Linked DNA regions of Homo sapiens: region 2 is linked to region 1. Evidence: chromatin loops called from intact Hi-C (ENCODE). Cell type or tissue: psoas muscle. All regions are shown on one strand.

What was found. A loop is a pair of places that touch in the nucleus more often than their neighbours do. Peaks named below come from ENCODE experiments on the same cell type or tissue, not always from the same donor. Only the 100,000 strongest peaks of a DNase experiment are listed, where the experiment ranks them.
Region 2: a loop joins it to region 1, with 4 times the contacts of the local background. A loop is called at or near these places in 44 of 110 quality-filtered maps.

What each region holds. Positions count from the first base shown.
Region 1 is chr18:48,671,750-48,679,749 of GRCh38, reverse strand. All of the region lies in intron 6 of CTIF (cap binding complex dependent translation initiation factor), which reads right to left. It overlaps LOC105372107 (a long non-coding RNA gene), which reads left to right. Exons shown (of 4, transcript XR_007066460.1): 4 at 6,074-6,225. Among named protein-coding and RNA genes, the nearest start is that of MIR4743, 5.2 kb to the right of the region's middle. RefSeq lists enhancers at 2,542-2,601, 2,622-2,691, 3,328-3,952, 4,426-4,605. In psoas muscle, CTCF peaks have their summits at 2,795 (motif pointing left) and 4,317 (motif pointing left); DNase peaks (open chromatin) are centred at 2,769, 3,135 and 4,299; H3K27ac peaks cover 1,692 bases.
Region 2 is chr18:49,443,771-49,451,770 of GRCh38, reverse strand. The region is part of intron 1 of DYM (dymeclin); the gene reads left to right. Among named protein-coding and RNA genes, the nearest start is that of DYM, 13 kb to the left of the region's middle. In psoas muscle, a CTCF peak has its summit at 3,726 (motif pointing right); no DNase peak of the experiment used is centred here.

The sequences.
Region 1 (8,000 bases):
CCAAGAAACCTCTGTGGGCTGATGTGGTCTGATTTATCCAGAATAGTTTCATGCAGGAGGTGAAATTGGAACAGGGCCATGAAAGAGGGGGAAGATTTGAGCAAGAAAGAGGGAAGGACATAAGAGGAAAGAGAAATGGGTGAGCAGAAGACTCCCCCAACAGTCTTTTCTGTCTAAGGTCAAGGGCAGGAAGACAGTCACCCTTTAGGTCTCAGTCTCAGGAGGAGCTGGGGAAAGCCAACAGTCCCTGCCCTCCATCTCCCACCCGCCAAGAAACCCACAGAAGGAAGCTGTTGGACCATCTCCAAGCGCAGTTCTTATCTGCCAAGCTTGCCAGTTCTCTGCCTGCTTCCAGATGTGACTACCACTTCATGAGGCCACATCACATCTGCAGAGTGTTTTTTAAGTTCAAAAATCCCTGTCATTATATGAACTGGTTTATTGTATTTTGACTCTTAGCACAGCTTTGCAACGTAAGTTGAACAGGTATATGACCCCCAACTTTACAGCAGAAGAAATGGAAGCTGGAAGAAAATTATTTTGGGTGAATTACACAATGTTCTGTGTGCAAAGCAGAAGGGCTCTTGGATGACTAGTGAGTGAGCTTTAGGATTTCTGCCACCTGTTTTAACTCTCAGAGGTTTCCTTTTTTGTTCTGTTTATATTCTAGATCAGTGTTTGGCAAACTTTTTCTGTAAAAAGCCAGAGAGTCAATATTTTAGGCTTTGCCGGCGATAGGGTCCACACAGCAAGTGGCTGTGGCACAAATGCAGTCACAGACAGGAAGCAAGTGAATGGGTGTGGCTGCGTTTTGATAAAACTTTATTTGCAAAAACAGGCTGGAGAGCTGGACTTGGTCTGTGGACCAGTTTGCCAATCCCTAAAATCCTAGCCGTGGCCTGGATCATTGAGGTGTTCCTATAGGGTGGGCAGACTTGCCCAGGCCCCTTGAAGCCTGCCCCACACAGCCCTGAAAGTACTCGCTGCCCACAGTCCCAGCTCCCTGCCTTCTGCTCCGCATGGAGTGAGCAGGAGGAGGCCCGCGTGGAAACCCCATCTAGACGCAGACAGTGGCCTCTTCCCGAGGAACTTTCCCAGTTGTCACCAACAAAAGTCTTCACCTCCAGAATAATCAGTTCTTTAAAAAAAAAAAAAAAAGACTCACAAATAACAAAAAATAAAAATAGGCTCGCCTCACAGAGCACGCTGCCCCTTCCCAGTGGACCTGCTACCTGGAGGTCTCAGACAGGAAACCACGGATTGGAGAACTTCTGGCCCCATTTATTGTATGGGCGCCTATTTTTGTCCTGAGGGAGGAAGCACTTGGGGGTGGGGAGGTGGCTGGGGAGGGAAAGGGGCTCTCGTTTGTAAGACCCCCTCCTTGATGGCTGCTACAGCGTCTTGGGCCAGCAGGGATGGGGAAGGCCACTACAAACCTGTCTGATTAAAAAAGAAGAAAAAAATATTTCTCTTTCAAAGCTGTCTGTAGAGGCTTTTCTCTTTTTTTCTTTCCATTTTTATTGCCTTCAGCAGTAGAGAGAAAAACAGAGATACCCACTTTCTTGTTCTTGCTTATTAAGGAAATGACATTCACCCCTAACTTGCTGTACGTGACTACCGTCTCCTGGAATTAGAAAATGTTTTTCCAGCACCTCTTCCTCCTCATCGTCCCTCCTTAGAAAGAGGTACCAGAGGAGTCAGGCTGCCTGGATTCCAATCCCCCTTCTCCCAGCTGTGTGATTTGAGGCAAGGTATTTGAGCTCAGTTCTCCAATCTGTGAAATAATAATAGAATAAACATTTCCCAGGGTATTTGTGAGACTTCAGAGATAGTATATGCAGCCCGCAGCTCAGACAGCACTCAAGTCATGGTAGCCTCTGTGGTGGAGGCACAAGTTCTGGACTAAGATGCTGGGTGGGAGTCCCTCTGGGGCAGGAGCAAGTCACTCAACCCATATTTAATGAGCCCCTAGATGTGCCCCAGGGGAACGTACACTCCACTGGGAGAATACAGACGCAAAAGAAATAAAGCAAACATGCGACAGGCGCTGCAGGGAAGAATCGAGTGACGATTCTTGAGTGATGAGGAGGCATATGGAGTGTTCACAAGCCCTTACTGAGAAGGTTACATCCGACCAAAGACATCGGTCTGTAAAGTGAGGTCAATAACAGTACGTGCTCCATGGGACAACGTGAGGGTAAGATTAGAAAAAGCAAGGACCTTCTCAGTTCCTGGAACACGGAAAGCACTCTGTGAATGTTCGCTAGTGTTACTGTTGGTGCATTACGCTCCTTGTTGAATTCTCACTAAGGGGACATTAGGAGAATACCATGTCCCCGTCTATGGGACAGGTACCAGCCCCTGCACTTAAACTCAGTCCATAATGGCTATAAGACAATGCCTGGGACACAGAGAGATGCCTGATCCGTAATGTTGGCCTGGGTGAATAAGGTCAGACCTCACCTCCGTGGGACCACGGGTGACATGGAGCAACAGTCGCCGGTGCACAGGGCCTGGGGAGGCGAGGTGGGGCATGGTTTTCAGGACTCTGCTCCTGGGTGTCTCGGGGCACTTTACTAATCCTCACGCCTGTGAGTTAGCATGTCCTAGAAGTTTCCAGAAGACTTGGCAACAGCTAACACAGCCCTAGGGAACAATAAAGTTACTCCTTCTCATCTGGAGGTCTGGGAACCCGGCTACAGAGGCTTCAACCCCAGTGTGGGGCAGCCCCAGCCGCGGCCCCGGCCTCCCGCCCAGGACCCCCATTACTAAATAGCAGCAGCGCCACCTGCTGGGGCTGCCAGGCCATTCCTTATCGGCCACCATTTTCACTCCTCCAGGAGTGAGGGACACCTGAGTGTCATTTCATGGAGCCATGATTTTCATTTTGAAAGCTCATTTGTCCCTCGGATTCTTTAGAGAGGTAGTGGGGAGGATCTCTCTGTTATCATCCAGGGCCAAGCAGAAGAACGAGGAAGGAACTGTCCCTTCCTTTAGCCATCTCCCGTGTGAAGGCTGGACTTGGACACAGGCTCAGGAGGCCAGAAAGCCACTTTCCGTCCCCTGAGCCTTCTGGGGACCCTCAATGGGGAATGCTTTGGGCACATCCCTAAGGCCAGAAATCCCACTTGACCGGGTGGCGTCCACTGTTGTGTGGGCACTAAGCCCCTTTCACAGCAAAGGGCTCCTGAGTCACACGCTCTGGACAAGGCCAGCAATGTGGGGGCAGGGGAGCCGGCCCTGCTAGGTCTGAGCCATCTAATGATTAACGGCCAACAGACACAGAATTTGGTTTCAAAATTTCCTAAGAGAAAGGCAAAACGAGAAGTCAGTGGGTTATGTAGTTCCTACTGTCAGACCAAAGACAGCAGACATAATGTTTGTCTGGGAGAATTCAAGGATAATGACCAAAATACGTCCTGATAGAAAGCCCTGGGCAGGACACTGGATAATTCAACAAACAACGTCTTTCAATGGGGTATTGTATATGACACAAAAGCACCAGGCCACTGTGTGATATAAGGAGGTGGCATTTCCGCAGGGCGCCGAGGGCCCTGTGCCCGGGAACCTGAGGAAATCTAATGCTCACCTAGGGGCCATCTAGGGCACAGGGACAACATGCCCGTTAGACCGTCTTTCTCACACTGGTCGCGCCGACTTCACACACATGGAGAAATTGCTCCCCAAGTCACACCTCAGAGTAAAGGGGTCCTGGGGGAGGGGGTGCCGGGGGGTGGTCTCAGACCAGAGATGAGGTGAAGGATATGCAATTCGGATTTCATCCCTTGCCTTCACATGGAACTTGGTCAAGTTAACTTGGAACTTAGTCAAGTTAATTCAGAACTTAGTAAATTAACTCGGCTTAGACTATGGATTACAGATTATGCGGCTCCATCTCCCCACTTAGCCAGCCCCCATCCTTCCAAGGGCGGAAGCCAACACTTTGTAACTCCCCCAGCCCCACCCCAGTGGGTGTTCCCCTGCAGCCCCGTGCTGCTGCCCTCCTGGAAGCAGTGTGTTCCCAGGGGTCCCAGGGAGGGGCGGGCCCTCTGGAGGAGTGTCATGCCTTGGCCTAGCAGGGGACATGTGGCCCAACAGGAGCTTCCCTACACCTTAGTGTGGCTGCCTCTTGCACCTCGCCATCCTCCCACTTGCTGCAGGGAGGAAGGGCCTGGGCATTGAGTGGGGTCATTTTCAGGACAGTGTGCATGTGCAGCGCTGACCAGGAGGCATGGCCGGTGAAGACGCCTTTGGCTGCTGGCGCTGGGACCAGGGGACTTCCCACAGCAAGCACCAGGCTGGAGCCTGCAGAGTGGTGCGCTGGTGCCCTCTAGTGGGAGCACACCACCATACAGCCACCGATCCTGGCGAGGCCTCCACTCCAGCAGTCCTCAACACTGGGGCCACACTCAGAGCAGGACTGTTAATGATGGGCCTGGGCTGCCCACAACACTGACAGAGTGGTAGCCTGGCCAACCCCTCCACTCCTGTGATAGAGATGCCAAAAATGCTACCAGGACACCAGCCTTGTGGATGGAATTTGGGGGTCCCCTAGAACTGCAGTCTGAGCCCAAGTGTGTGTCTCAGTGTCTGCCTGCCCTATGGCTTCAACACTGAGAACCATGATTGAACCCTGAATCCATGGCCCTGTACTCAGAGCCTTCTGCTGCCCCCCATCTCCCACCCACTCCACCCCCGCCGACCCCCCACCACCCCATCAGTGTTCTTAGAGAGCAATGTCAGTCTCAACTGGCCTGAGGCTGCCATTGTATGGCATGTCATGCCTCGGTGTGGATGCCATAAAACCTGGCTATTGGCTAGCTCCTATCCCAGCGTACCTGCTCCTTTCCCTCCAGCCACCAGTGTGGGAAGGAAGACCTTGGGGACAGTTAACACCACCAACAGACCCTTTACTTAACTAGCTCACTAAATGCCTTTTCAGAGTGCAGAACTATTCCTGGCAGCAGGGGTTCACAGAGGTATAGGGTGAGCCCTGGACACAGACACCTACTGTCTACCCTGTTGCCCCACATCCTTGTGGGGGCTCCAAGAGCCTGAGTCCAGCAGCTCCAGAGATGAAGTTCCTGAGGTCAGCACTGCAGTGAGACTCACCCCTGGATTCATTGCCAGTTGTGGAAACACAGCCAGATGGAGTCACCAGGAATAGGGGCCTTGGCTTTGGCTGGAGAGGAGCTTGGCCAGACGCCTAGGTGTCAGCATCTGACCCCCAGTGGAGGCATCACCTCCTAAAACCACTCATTGTGGCATGCGCTCTGTGTGTAACCCACTGAGAGATAAGCTAGGGCTCCCAGGAGATCAACAGGCATTCAGTGTGGGGGCCCATGGCGCCCTCTGCTTTGTACTCAGCCACACATTCACGCCCCAGACTGCAGGAGCTGCAGCAGCACAGGGGAGGAAGGTGGGGTGTACTGGGAGAGGACCCAGACTTTGCCCTTCAGGGACTGTGACCTGGGCAAGGCACCAGCACTTGCTCGGGCATTTGCAGCTTTGAATGCATGTGGTAATCTGTGCATGTCTCATTTCCTCTACTAGGCTGTGCCTCTCGTGGGGAACTGTATCTTATGTGATCAATTCTCTCTCTCTAAAAGGCTAGGGCAGAGCACTTGTCCATGAAGATGAGTTAAGTGAGCAAGTGAAGGAAAGAGGAAGATTTGGCAGAGGCACTTGAGGCTTACAGAACAGCCATGTGCTCCCCTTCTTCCCGCTCCCCTGCAGAAGTGTCAGCCCTTGCAGTTGGGGCGGGGGCATGTGACTAGTTCTGTCCAATGGGCTCTGAGTGGAGCTGATATTTCTGGGCCAAAGCATTTAAGACATACAGCAGGGGTGTCCAATCTTTTGGCTTCCCTGGGCCACACCGAAACAACTGTCTTGGGCCACACATAAAATACACTAATGATAGCTGATGAGCTAAAACAAAAAATTGTAAAATACCTCATAATGTTTTAAGAAAGTTTAAAAATTTGTTTTGGGCCATATTCAAAGCCATCCTGGGCCACAGGTTGGCCAAGCTTGACCTAGAACACGACCCTCCAGCTCTCTTTGCCTGTGCCAGGGCCACTTGGATACCATGGATTGAGATGGCAGGGCCACAGAACGCAATCCACCTGGACCCTGGAGTCCCCAAGGAGCTACCCTGGAGACCAGCTGGACCCTCAGCAGAATTTCAGAAAGTTAGAAATAAAATTCTGTGTGTGATTCCACTGAGATGTGGGGTTTGTTTAGTATTATGCCATGGCCTATAGTGTCCTAATACAGGAGACGATGGAAAAATCCTGTTTTCTTTAACAACAACAACAACAAATGTGTCTCAGAAATCACACCGAGAAGAGCATAACCAGGTTCATGCTGAATTTCTGCTGGGAAGTGGTGGGAGAAACTCAGAGACAGAGGGACGACTGAGTGTCAAGACAGACACAAATCCTGCCTTTCTTGTACACTCTAGACAACACAACAGCACATCTAGAAAGGAGGTTCTTCAGCAGCACTCACTCTAGAGCACCTGGTGCTGGGGTTATGAGGCTGAAGGAAATGGCCCAGCCCTCAGGCAGCCCAGAGTCCAGGAAGGGAGTCTGGCAGTTATGTAAGCAGGTGCGACGTGGTGGGAGCCATGCCACAGAGATGGGGGCAGGGGCTCTGGGGAAATGGCAGGTGGATGCTGGACTCCATCCTGTGCATCTGAGAGGGATCAGGGGAGGTATCCTGAGCCAGAAAAAGGACAGGCAGAGAAGGGCTGAGTGAGATTTTAGGCAGAGGGAACCGCCTGCTGGTGAGAAAGCAAGGAGAGATGGAAGATCAGAACAGATCAGGGGAGGGACTGACAGGGCCACAGGATGGCAGGGGGAGCCCAGGACAGAGGCTGGGCAAGGGTGCTGAGAACATCACAAAGCCTCCTGCCTGCTAAGGAGTCCGAACAGGGACAGAAGGGGCCGGAGATGGGGGTCTGGGCCTCTGTGGGTTGAGAACATGCTGGGGACACAGCTGGTAGGATCTTTATGCCCCTCTTCTTCTGGGGTGCAGAAGTGGAGGGCAGGTAGGCAATGGGCTTGAGGCCAACCTCCCTTTGTCACCCTCTTTCCTTCTTGCCTCCAGGTAGGGAGGGGAGGCCAGCCCTGATTTTTGTCTAAGAAAGTCTCTAGGAAGCCCGCTTATCTATGTACAGGCTCAAGACTCCCATAGGAGGGCTGGAGGTCCTCAGGCTAGAGGTGGGCTTTCCCTCCCATTTGGGGGCCTTCAGCTGGATGCACAATATCTCCTAGGTGAATCTGGAAGTAGGAGGATGTTTTTGGTGGTCACTATGCCTGCCCCTCTCCAGTGACGGCCATTCAGTGGCAGAGGCCAGGAGTCCTAAATATCCCACATTGCATTGGACACGTCCATACTATTAAGAGTTGTCCCCACCACATATGCTAATAGCTAGGCCAGCTGACCCTCAGGACCCAAGGCCAGACGAGTGAACCAGCCAGCCCTATTTATGAGGGGCTTTGAAGAACACTAGGAAAACTCAGATAAGTCATCCCATTGTGCTCTCACAGGACCGCAAATTCCTCAAACACCAAAAGTCTGTGTTTGGGGATCAAGAAGCCTGTCTACCTTGTCCTAAGGGTACCCATGTGAATTGTAGATACTCCAAGGAGCAGTCAAGCCAGGAGCATTATCAGCCAGGACTTTAAGTTTTCAACTCTTGCTGATAATCAGAATTTCCTACAATGCTTTAAAAATGCAGATTCTAGCTGGACACAGTGGCTTATTAAAAAAGCCCACAATGACCTTCGAGAGATAAAAACTACAATGTCTGAAATGAAAAATATACTGAATGGGATTAACAGTAGATTTGACACTGGAATAAAATATTAGTGAACTTGAAGAAATAGCAATAAAAGCTATCCAAAATGAAACACAGAGAGTAAAGAAAGACTTTAAAAAATCAGGCAGAGCTTTGGTGAGCCATGGGAAAAGATGAAGAAGCATAGAATACATAC
Region 2 (8,000 bases), 770 kb before region 1:
TAGTCCTGATTTTGGTAAAAACAAATTATGATAGGACCGTGTTGTTTGTAGAATAAACCTTAGTCTTATATTTGGCCTTGTTATTTGCATAAAGTTCAGCAAGAGTAATTATTTCTGCATAGTCCTTTTGGATTGGCTTCGATGGAACTCTGTTCCACAAGAAATCTCAGATAAGACTTCTTAAAGCTGAGCCCAGCATGGGTTTGTATCTTCAAATACCTGTGAGTTGGGTGATCCTTTTCTCTTAAGGTCCCAAGATAAACTTGGAGCTCCTGGACCTGTTAGAAAGTGACATTCTTTACTGACCAAAGGTTAGGAACCCTGTGCGGGGACTGTGTAGACAAGGTATGAGGCCAGTTCTTCCCATGGGGCTTTTTCAGCTCTGCAAGTGGAGGTTGACTCCTTAAAGGGAAGCATACACTTCCAGTCAAAGCCTTGATAAAATAGCCAGTTTTTCCATTTGTGTCCTGTTGAAAAAGAAAAATGGATTCTTATTTCACTGATGCAAACAACTATATTGCCATAAGTTAAGAGTTCTCACAGATTAGAGGAACCAGGCAGAGAGAAACAATCATGCTTCAAGTTTTGTTCACAGGAGTATACCTTACTCAATTATTAAAGGCTGTAAATAGTTCAAAATAAGTTTCCTTGACTCTGAAAAACAAACCAAGGATCAGCAATATTCCAAGCAAAAGTCAAAAAGATTGCTTTAGCTTTCTGAGTGTAGTCCATTTAGTCAATTCTTGTTTTGCTTGATATTTGTGAACATTTCAGTTCATGAGTCCTGTACGTTCTTTCTCTCTTCCAATGTTACAATCTTCAAAGCTGTTAAAAACCTGCATTTGAGGACACCTGTTGAAAGTCCTTAATATAGCTTGATTATAAACTGTCTTTTCAGAAGGAACAAAGCAAAACAACAATTGTCTGTGCATGACAAAATTTCCAGGTTACAGTTAAAAACATGACGGAAAAAGTTTAGTTAACCTTAATTATGATTGATAGTATATACTTAGACATTAGAATTTTAGAAATCCCATACAATTTTGGAACATATATTAGTATTATTCACCAAAATATAACTTAAAGAAGATTGGACATCGTTTTGGCAATTCTAATGTGACTAAACATGTCAGATAATCCTGTTTACCTCTTCTCTGGATGTTTCAGGGGCCTTCTGAACAATCCAGAAAGCCAGGCATCAGGAAGGACAATTTTGAAACTTGAAGCTTGATTTTGGGATGCCTTTTAAATGTTAGAGGTTTAAAACACTTGATGTTATGAAATAGAATTCCAAATTGCCATTATTTATTTTGCCAAAATGATGTCACAAAAGGAAAAAATCTTTCATCATCCTTTACTATTACATGAAAATCCTGTTTAAAGCCAAATTTTACCCTTGTATTAGTTTATTAAAGTTGTAAACAACCTTTTGATAAAACCTCATAGGAAAGTTCACCTAATCTTAACCAATGACCATGGGGTGAAGTCTTTACAAACCCTTTACAACCCCTTTTGTTAAACGGCAGATTAGTGTCTTAAGACAGCCTTGCCGTGTTTTTCTTTCAATGCTCAATTTAGGAAAAGACCATATAATACCCTTTTGAATTTAGTTAATGTTTATACATTTTTGCAAGATTAATTTTTGTCTTCCTGTAACTTGCTTAAACCTTTAGCTCTGTCTTATTAAATTTAAGATAATCTCTTATCCCTGGGCAAAATTTATATTTTCATGCTTTCTTATAATCTTTTACTAAAAAACACATTTCACTGTTTTTATAAGCCTTGCATATAAAACTTTAGAGATCTCAAATACATGTTGCACTGTTAACTCTCAGCAACTTTTACTTTAGGTAAAAAACCTGGTTAGTAAGTGATTTTAATTATATACCAGGTGTGGAGTCTAGGACCCAGACAAAGTCAGGCTTATGGGGTCCTGGGCCTGCATCCTAACCTAAGGTACCCTTTCTTTTGACAGAACGCTACAGAAAGACACACAAAGCACACCAGATTGGTTACAGCTTAAGACCAACCTCACAAATTCTTTTTTATTAATTAAAACTTTACAGAGAATAAACAATCATCCTTATTATCCTTGTTACTGGTTTGCACAGGAAGAGATAAGCCAAAATGTTGACTGGTAAAAAAACTTTTACCCTTTTGCCAGCATGTCAGGCTTCTGGGTTCCCTTCCCATTAGCTCAACTCTAAGTCAACCATTTTAAGGTTTGGGGAAATTAACTTTTCCTACTTTGGAGGAACATTATACAGGAAGAGATAGGAACCATTGTACACTGTGAAAGAAGGAAAAACACCATAGAAAAGTCTGGGGATTCCAGTTAGGGTTGTCAAGAGGTACCGCCTCTCTTCCTATTGGGAATTGTGTTTCTCTTATTTCTTTGCCTTCCCTATTTTCTCTTTTCGTTTTAGGCCTACTATAGGAAACGTTGCTTATCTTTCAATTTCTTTGCTGCCTGCTCTTCAGCTGTAATTAGGGTTTGGCTTAGAAGCAACATAAAATCTCTTCATGAGAGGTGAAACACCTGAGTTAAATTTTGGAAAGCTTCTATATACCTATCAGGGTCTTCAGAAAATTGGCCTCAGTCACCTTTATTTGCCTAAGGTCTTGCAAAGAGGAGGGAACTTGAACCCTAGTGACATCACCTCCATTGGGCATTTCCTGTAGAGGTAAGAGTGAAAGTGGGGAGTGGGAAATTTTGGAGATGGTGGAGGTGGAAGAACTGGTGGTATGGTTGGAGGTGGCCCTAAATAAGGGGGACTTGAAGGGCTGGGACACCCAATAGCTGCCTCAGATGATTTCCCCAGAAGTTGCTTCTCTCATTTTGGGGAATTATTCTCTTTGGGCCTGCTCAATATGATTGCTAAAAGGGCTGGGTTAATTCTGTAACGCTTGCAAAGGTCTAGTAAAAAGGCCATGCCCTGTGCAAAAGAAAATGAGCTGCTTTTTAAAGTTTCAGGGTCAAAGAAATCCTTGTGCTTCAGAATGCACTCCAGGGGAGTGCAGGATGAAGATGGTACCCACTTAGAGAAAAAGGTGGCCCTTTAGTCTCCTTCCTTTTGGTGTGACCCATGGTGGAGAGGAAGCAGTGGGGGCATCCCCCCTGCTTTTTTCCCCCTGTGTTTCCTGGGTCCCAGGCACCTTGTTGAACATGCTGCCCATGGTTGCAAGTGTGACCCCCAGTCATGGAACCAGAGGAACTAAGTCACTGGGGCTAGTCATGCTCACCCAAGTGGCTGTAGTCCTCTGCCTGTGATTTCCCTTTAACTTCCTAGACTTGTGTGACTTGCCTGGCTTCCTGAAAAATGGATTTCAAGAAAAACTACATAATAGTTGGGCAAGGCCCCTTTAATGCAGGGGATGTGCTAGATTGAACTCTGTATCCTGCTATTATGGCCTGTGCTGAAGCATTTACCCTTAGATAATGGTTCCAGTTAACTTCCAAACTTAAAATTCCCTTACTAATTAAGTACTACTCTAATTGAAGGCAGAATAGGTGGCTTAAAAAAACTTAGGGATTGAATGGCCATTTTCCTGCTGATGAGACAGTATTGAGACTAAATTTTGGCTTTGGAGGAATATTTTACCCCTAATTGTTGAAGGCAGAGTTTTCTCATTTACAGAACCAGCATAAAGCCTGGTTTCTAGTAGAGAGGCACAAAAAGGAAAGAGAATTGGGAGGCTAGGATGTTTCATTGGACTGACAGTGTGCTTCATGGAGAGGATTCCTATTTCACTAGGTGGCGCTGTTGACCTTGAAACACCACATACTCTCTAGACCAAGGGCAGAGAGAGACCTGGAAAATGCCATGTGCTCTCCAGACCAAGGGCAGAGAAAGAGAGATTCTCACTGTTGGGGGGTCAGGGAGCCCTGTTCTTAGAAAATCACAAAGACGCTTCCCCTTGAGCTATATGCCTTGTTACTACGACATTCCCTGATCTTACCAAACAAGACTACTTCCCTGAACCATAAAACTTCCCACACATTTCATACAGAGAGGATAAGAGATATGACGGTTGCGAACAGGAGAGGAGGAGATTACAATAGGAAAGTTGGAGATCCTGTTGCCGACACCGCATTGGGGCGGTTGGCGGCTGGGGTCCAGAAGCCTTTGGATAACACCAGGGGGTAGCGCCGGCCAGAAATCCTCAGTTGCCCCAGGACTTCTTCCAGCCCCACACGACAGCTAAGTCCTCCATGAAAGGTCTAAAATGGAAGCCGAGAACCTTGGAATGAAAGGACAGAGTTAGAGTTCGCTCTTCCCCTTACCGTTCTTATGAATGTTGTACCTTGGTATCCCGGACAAAGCTGCCATTATGAAGTGGCTACACTATCTGGGGTGTATACCCTAGGGTTTGTTGTTGCCTGCCGAGAAAGAATTAGGACACGGACATGTGGGTGGGTTAAGGAGTGGAAAGCTTAATAGACAGAAGAAAGGAGAGAGGAGAGCAGCTCCTTGAGAAAGAGACGTGTTCGAAAAAGGTACTTTCTGGTCTCTTATGCTTCTGCTTTGATTCCTTTTCTGTTCCAGCCATGTTAAACTTCTTTCAGGTCCTTGAACAGGCCCTACCTGTTATTTCTTAACCACAGGGCTTCACACGTGCTGTTCTCTGCTTTGGAAGTTTCTGAACTCCCACATCCACCCAGGCCAACCCTTCTTGTCCTTTAGGTCTTAACATTTTTTTTTTTTTTTTGTGATGGAGTCTTCCTCTGTCTTGCCCAGGCTGGAGTGCAGTGGCGTGATCTCAGCTCACTGCAGCCTCTACCTCCCGGTTTCAAGTGATTCTCCTGTCTCAGCCTCCCAAGTAGCTGGGATTACAGGCGCCTGCCACCACACCCAGCTAATTTTTGTATTTTTAGTAGAGACGGAATTTCACCGTGTTGGCCAGGTTGGTCTCGAACTCCTGACCTCAGGTGATCCACCCACTTTGGCCTGCCGAAGTGCTGGGATTACAGGCGTGAGCCACTGCACCCAGCTGGTCTTAACTTTTATGGTATGAACTCTTGGAAGCTTTCCCTTGGAAGCTTGAATAGTTGCCATCTTAACATTTCTTGTTGATGTATCCGTATCTCTGTATATCATTCCCTTCTTCACAACTTTAACCTTGGCACTTTGCATACTGCTGGCCACATAGTGGGCACTCAGGAAATATTTATTGACTGTTGATAGGCTTCTTGTGCTTAATGTAACCATAATGTGATGTAGCTTATATATGGCTTATTTGGTTTTTCAACCCTGTACTTGTTCTTTAGTATTTGCACATTGAATTGTTTATATGAATCATTGATTATGAAATAGTAAAGCTCATTCTCTCTTATTTATTTTGATATTTTTTCTACTTAAAGTAATACTTGTATATTGTTAGAAAAGGTAAATAATAATAAAGGCAGGTTATAAAAAATCAGCAGTATCCTTACCCATCCCCACTTTTTAATCTCATTTTCAGAGGCAGTTACTTTTAAGAACTCTGTCTCTCTCTCTCTCTTTTTCTTTTGGTAGAGATGGGGTCTCACTGTGTTGCCCAGGCCGTTCTTGAACTCCTAGCCTCAAATGGTCCTCCTGCCTGGGCCTCCCAAAGTGCTGGGATTACAGGCCTGAGCCACTGCACCTGGCCCTAAAAATTCTTTTAAGCTTTTTCTTTTGATTCTTACCTCTGCGTTTATAAATCTGCCTAAATTGCTATTTTGTGATTTATCAATTTTAGATAATACATATTAACTTCTTGTTATGGTAGGTGGGGTATTCTTCCCTTTCCTTCCCCTATTTCTAAAAGCACTTCCAGTATAGGTATATAAGAATTCTTGGTTAATATAGTGTTTAGCTTTTATATTATTATGACTACATAAATATTGTTCACTGCTGGTGAGTACTTCACCATGTTTCCCCTTCCCTCCCCCTAGTTTGCTTAGTTTTCCATGGATATATTATTAATTTTTACCAAATACTTTGAACGGCCTGTGGGATTTAGTGCCTAAGAAATTGATGCAAGGTGTTACTCTGGCTACTGCTATTGCAGTTGTTTTGTGTCCCTGTTCCAGAGGTTTCATGCCTTTTTCAGCTTTGTCAGTAAAGTAAAATCTCAGATCCCCACCATGCCTGACTTGACAGTGTAACATCCCCCATTTTGTTTGTGCTTTCTTTTTGGAACTGTTACTATTAATATATTAAAATCTTCTAAATTGTTCTTTAAATTTTCTATTTTTTCTCCTCCTGTTTTTCACTTATTTGTCCTCTTGTTCTTTATTATGGGAGTTCCCTTAACTTTTATCTTTTCTCCGTTCTTTTGTTTTAAATTTCAGGTGTCCTTTCTTGTTCTTTATTTCCTTTTTTATGACATCCTACTCTTGCTTCATGAAGCAATATGAAACGGTTAAAAGAGAATGGTTTCTGTACCTATCCTACCTGGGTTTAAAACCTGATGTGCCACTTTCTAGCTCTATAATCTTGGGCAAGTTACTTAACCTTTCTTTGCTTTAGTTTATTCATGTAGGTTAGGAGTTGGTAGACATTTCATCTAAAGGACCAAATCATAAATATTTCAGGCTTTATCAGCCAAGAGGCAAAATGAAGGATATTTTAAATTATTTAATTATTTCATTATGTAAGTACTTACATAACAAGAGAGAAAACATTTCTACAAGTTTTTTATTAATAAAGCTCAAAATGCGATACTAATAATGATTGAGAACAATTTTTGCAATAAAGGTTTGCTAATGAGAAGAATGAATGTTTTTTTGGAGGAGAGGGGATAACATTTGGCTTAATTGGAGTTTAAAGTTAGTGTTCTCTATCATCAAAATTGATTATAGATGCAGCATTAACCACCTATTAATGCTGATTTGTAATGAGATTTCATGTATTTCATCTTTGAAAATGTCTTCTTAGATACTGCCAAATACTGCTAATAGTCTGTGAACATATGGTTTTAATAGAGCATATTCATTGCTTGGACGACATTTACAGAATTCTTTTAGACTCTTTTCTTGATACTTAACGTTTAGCAAATCATTACACTGCAGACTAATCACTTCCAATTGAGGATTAGGTAGAAGCTCCTCATTGCACAGTTAAATGATTTTTGAAATGTGGAATGTTCGTTTCTACTTGCATTGAGGTATGAAAAAATACTGCTGGAAATATTTGATTTTGGAAAATATGTCTGCTGCATATTTGTGTGGCAGTAGAGATCTTCTTATTTTAATTTTTGACAGCATAGGAAGTACATGAAGCATCTTGACATGACTTGTGACTTAGGCAATGTTAGTTGTCCTTGAAATGACTGTCTCAATATAGGTTTTGCACGTAGACCCTGTTGTCCTTCTAACTTTAGGCTGAATTCATTAACAGATATATCAAGTCTGCAGCAACAATAGTAGTTGAGGGTCATTCTTTTCATTCAGAAAAATTTGTCTCAGCCTGGAGCTTGAAACATTTCAGTAAAACTCTGCCATTGTTAAGCCATTGTATTGTTTCGTGGCAGGACGCGTCAGGATATTTAGCTTCTATTTCTGACAAAAATGTCATGAGAACAAATGAAATTTACCTGTGACATTACGGTTCAATAACACATGATAGATTCAGATGTTTTCTGCAGAGTACCTGCTGATTGAGAATATGATTAATAGCCATAAGCTTTAAACACCTTACATTTCACAAGGCTTGTAAATTTTGTCCAGCTAAGCCTTTTTCTGCTTCATACATATTTTTACCACCATCAGTTGTTACACATCTTAGCAGATTCTACTTCAGATTGTGCTGAATTAGTATTTCCTTGATTTTTTGGAAAATATTCATAGCTGTAATTGTTTCATACATACTGTACTTCGAGCCACTGTTTTCATGGAAAGAGTAGGATGTTAAAGATATTTATTTTCTCTGGACACAATTCTTTGGCTGCTGTAATCAAACACAATTTAATTAACTCACCATTGGCAAATACTTTCCTTGCTTGCTTAACAAATGAGCCATTTGGAAATTTACTTC